Regions from separate parts of the Homo sapiens genome. Here region 2 is linked to region 1. A link is a loop called in an ENCODE intact Hi-C map of the cell type or tissue named here. Cell type or tissue: sigmoid colon. All regions are shown on one strand.

The links. Peaks named below come from ENCODE experiments on the same cell type or tissue, not always from the same donor. Only the 100,000 strongest peaks of a DNase experiment are listed, where the experiment ranks them.
Region 2: a loop joins it to region 1, with 2.4 times the contacts of the local background. A loop is called at or near these places in 3 of 110 quality-filtered maps.

The regions. Positions count from the first base shown.
Region 1 is chr13:33,196,110-33,198,609 of GRCh38, reverse strand. The region is part of intron 1 of STARD13 (StAR related lipid transfer domain containing 13); the gene reads left to right. Among named protein-coding and RNA genes, the nearest start is that of STARD13-AS, 80 kb to the left of the region's middle. RefSeq lists a silencer at 2,374-2,500. In sigmoid colon, no CTCF peak of the experiment used is centred here; a DNase peak (open chromatin) is centred at 983; H3K27ac peaks cover 1,231 bases.
Region 2 is chr13:33,041,135-33,043,634 of GRCh38, reverse strand. All of the region lies in intron 1 of KL (klotho), which reads right to left. Among named protein-coding and RNA genes, the nearest start is that of KL, 26 kb to the right of the region's middle. In sigmoid colon, no CTCF peak of the experiment used is centred here; no DNase peak of the experiment used is centred here.

The DNA.
Region 1 (2,500 bases):
TATTTTAGTGATAACTGATAAAGAGAAGGAATAAAACAGGGAAAGGGGGTATGGAGGTGAGGGAGAAGGGTTAATTTCTGTACATTTTGCAATATATATTCAAGGTAATTAAGGAAGGCCTCTTGGAGAAAGAACTTGAGGGAAGACCTGAAGGAAGGAGGCTTTAGGCAGGGTCTCTAAACATCTGGGGTAAGCCTGGGTCAAGCAGAGGAGACAGATAGGGCCAAGGCTCTGATGCTGGGTGAGCCTGGGATGCTCACAAGTTGACTAGTGAGTTGGGCAGTGTGGGCAGAAGAGGGAAAAGGAGAGAAACAAAGCATCCCTTAGTGACTGTGGGCTTGGTTAATAAAGAATAAGTCAAAGACAATTTAGATTTTTTTCCTGGATGGCTTAGGTTGACATATTTGGTGTTGAAACAGCTTTTCTTTTGTTTTGTTTTTTTGAGACGGAGTCTCACTCTGTGGCCCAGGCCGGAGTGCAGTGGCGTGATCTCGGCTCACTGCAACCTCCGCCTCCTGGGTTCAAGCAATTCTCCTGCCTCCCTCCTAAGTAGCTAGGACTACAGGTGTGTGCCACCATGCCCGGCTAATTTTTTGTGTTTTTAGTAGAGGCGGGGTTTTACCATGTTAGCCAGTGTGGTCTTGATCTCCTGACCTCATGATCCGCCCATCTCGGCCTCCTAAAGTGCTGGGATTGCAGGCGTGAGCCACCGCGCCCGGCCTGAAACAGCTTTTGTAAGATGGCCTTGGTGACCTCATCAAGGAAGAGGGGAAGTCAGCTAAGAATTAGCAGCCAGGGATTAGGACTGGGGATGGAAATTCAGTGGCAATGTTTTGGATTACCTCCTGGGAGGAACAGGAAAAGGATCTAACTACATACTAATGTAAGGACGGATGAGCAGGGTGTTGGTTCTACCATGGCTTGCTGATCCGTTAGGCAAGCATACATTAGCACTTACTGCGTCAGCAGCAGCACTGTGTCGAATGCTGGGCAGACCGAAGTGGAATTGGCTCGCTGACGGAGAGGAAAGAGAATATTTATAAAGTTTGTTCCTTCATCAGATCTGAGAGAATGAGATAGCGTAAATATTTAACTCTGACAATAAGCCCACTTGCGATACAAACAAGTTTTATTGGGCTGACGCTTAAGAGGTCTATTGAAAACACACACACACACACACACACACACACACAACTCTCTTCCTTTGTCTATAGAGATAACTCAATTCACACCAAATAGCTATATTCTTCAATAATTAACCCTGCCTAAATCTGTCTATAGAACTGAGTTTTCAACCAGTACGCTTACAGGGTGCCTCACATGGGATATGAGTGTGCCCTGAATTGGTAATAGGTGTGCTGAAAATATTGACCTCCTCAGTCTTGGGCTGGCTGAGCGGGACCTGGGGTGACCAAAGGCTTGAGCTTCCCATAGCCTAGTAGCTTATCCCAGCATGTAGTACAAACACAACGTGTGTGCCATGTGTGAAAAAGGCTGGGAAGCAGGCAGTGTGGCCACCCTATATTCATTTCCCCGGCACAGTGGCCCCAGCCTTTGTTGAATATACACTCATATCAGTAACAAAATCTTGAGCAGTACTCCCAATATATCTATCTTTATGTATTTTATAAGTTACATGCAGTTCTACTGTCATTAATATCTCAAGTCATAAAGGCCAAAGTCCATCAATAATTACGTAAATCTCTATTTCAAATAGTCTTCCAGACAATTTTACACTAGTTCAGTTGGCTTCTTTTCTGGTCTAAATCTGTGTTCATTATTGCTGCCTTGTAGAAGTGACTGTTAACAGGGCCAGTACTAGGAGTAAGGGAATTTCAGCTTTGTCTCTTTCTTGTTGGCTACTCATTGCTGGTAATTAATATTTTCTCTTTGTGGTTCCTCTGCAAGAATCTTTTTAAGTTGCCTCTCCATTCTGTTAGGATTAGTTTGGTTAAAGATAAGCAATGTAGCTCACAGTCTCTCAATCGAGTCCATGTCGGCTGCCGCACATCATGATGTAGGGCAGTACTGAAAGCAAGCGTGGAGGTAAGATTGCTGGGGTCAATCCTCTCTACTATACAATCGCCACCCTCCCTCCCAGAAACCACTGGCAGGCTGGCAGCTCCAGTGAGGGCGCCTCCTATCATATCCTGATATTGCATACTGGCATAACAATTTGTTTCTTTAAAAATATTTATTTTATTTGTATTTATTATTATTATTGTTTTTTGAGACAGAGTCTCGCTTCATTGTCCAGGCTGGAGAGTGGTGCAATCTCAGCTCACTTTGCCCCCCAGGTTCCAGCGATTCTTGTGCCTCAGCCTCCTGAGTAGCTGGGATTACAGGCATGCGTCGTGTCACCACGCCCAGCTAATTTTTGTAGTCTTAGTAGAGTCGGGGTTTCGCCATATTGGCCAGGCTGGTCTTGAACTCCTGACCTCAAATGATCCACCCACCTCGGCCTCCCAAAGTGCTGAGATTACAGGCGTGAGCCACTGCA
Region 2 (2,500 bases), 150 kb after region 1:
CTCAGTAAACACATAGAAATGTCCTCAACATCAACACTATCAGGAAAATGCAAATTAAAACCCCAACGAGCACTCACACCCACTAAGATGCCTACAACTAAAAATACTGGCAACAGGCTGGGTACAGTGACTCACGCCTATAATCCCAGCAATTTGGGAGGCTGAGGCGGGCGAATCACTTGAAGCCAGGAGTTCGAGACCAACTTGGGCAACATGGTGAAACCCCATCTCTACTAAAAATACAAAAATTAGCTGGGTGTGGTGGCACGCCTCTGTAGTCCCAGCTGCTTGGGATGCTGAGGCATGAAAATCCCTTGAACCTGGGAGGCAGAGGTTGCAGTGAGCCGAGATCACACCATTGTATGCCTGGGCAACACAGTGAGATGCTGCCTCAAAAAAAAAAAAAGACTACCAACAAATTCTGGCAAGGACGTAAAACAACGGAAATTTCATACATTGATGGTGGGAGTATAAATAGTACCACCACTTTGGAAAACTATTTGACAGTTTCTTATAAAATTAAAGATAGATTTTCTCTATAATCTAGCAAGTTCATACCTAGGTATTTACCAAGAGAAATGACAACATAAGCCCCCCAAAAGACTTGTACAATATTAAGATAAAACTTACAAATTGATATGTTCAAAGATGCTGGCCGGGCACAGTGGCTCAAGACTGTAATCCCAGCACTTTGGGAGGCCGAGGTGGGTGGATCACCTGAGGTCAGGACTTCGAGACCAGCCTGACCAACATGGTGAAACCCCGTCTCTACTGAAAATACGAAACTTAGCCAGGTGTGGTGGCACATGCCTGTAATCCCAGGTACTCGGGAGGCTGAGGCAGGAGAATCGCTTGGACCCACGTGGCAGAAGCTGCAGTGAGCTGAGATCGCTGCCACTGCACTCCAGCCTGGGGAACAAGAGCGAAACCCCATCACAATTAAAAAAAAATGCTTATAGTAGCTTAAATCGCAATAGCAGAAAACTGAAAACAACACAAATGTCCATTCACAGGAGAATGTATAAACAGTGTGGTTTGTTTATACAATGGAATACTATTCATTAATGCAAAGAGTGAACTACTCTTCTAGGCAGTAATATGGATTAATGTCAAAAAGATTGTGTAGATTGAAAGAACTCAGACACAGAGTACATTCACAGAGTTGTTTGATTCCATTTACATAAAGTCCCAAAATCAGTCTGTGGTGATGGGAATCACAACAGCGGTTTCCTACGGAGGTGAGAATTGATTAGAAGTCACAAAGAAACTTTCTGGGGTAATGAGAATATTCTATATCTTTACTTGGATATTTGTTACAGATATCCATACACATACAGGTGTATGTAGTCATCAAAATTCATCAAATTGCTTATAAAACATGTGCATCAATTTTAAAGATCTATAGATTAATAAATATATAATAGATTAATATCTTAGTCATTGGCAAAGCTATTCAGGTATAGAAATATAATTACCTACAATTTATGTGGCAAGAGAATACTGATTTTCTCCGAAACATAAATTCATCTTTGAAACTACTACAGTAATCTGTTAGTTAAAAAAATATATATATTTAGCTTTTAATTGCAGGGATCATATTCATTCAACAAATATTACACTAGGCACTTTTCTAGGGGATTCAAAATATGATCCTGTTCTTATGGAGCTTACATTCTTGGGAAGAAGAGAGATAACAAATGAAAACAAAGCAGAGAAAGGATAGAAGGTAACAGGGATTGGGATGGGAAGGCAGTTTAGACAGGCAAGTCTTCTTCAAGGAAGCATTGTCTGAGGATCTGTAACAGAAAAAGTGAAGAATGCTAAAAAAGACTGGGACCTGAGATGGGGGTGTGTGGAAGGAGCAGAGAACCCGGAGGATTGGGCAGAGGCGGTAGAGGGTACGGGAAGGGCATTCCAGGCAGAGTTGAGCAAGTGATGAGAGCATAGACTCAGCCAGGCTTTCCTAATTCTGCCCCCTTATTAGCTGTGGGACCTTGGGCAAATTATCTGAAGTCTGTGCCTCTATTTCCTCATCTGTAAAGTAGGGATAGTAATAGCACCTCATGGTTATATCCTTGTGAGGATTAACTAAGTCAATACATGGAAAGCACTTAGAATTGTAAATGCTATGGAAGTGTTTCTTATTCAAGTGTTGTAGTAATGTTTGATTGGTAAGTTCAAAGATACTTACAGTATTAGGTTGGTGCCAAAGTAATTGCAGTTTTTGCCATTTAAAAAGTAATGGCAAAAACTGCAATTACTTTGGCACCAACCTAATAGCTTTAATCACAATAGCAAAAAAACTGAAAACAACATAAATGTCCATTTACAGGAGAATGTATGAACAGTGTGGTCTGTTAATACAATGGAATATTACTCCTTGTTTCCTTGTGACTCTTAATCAATTCTCAACATAGGAGACCACTGTTGTGATTCCCAGTACATAGAGTGATTGTGGGACTTTATGTAAATGGAATCAAACAACTATGTAAATGTACTC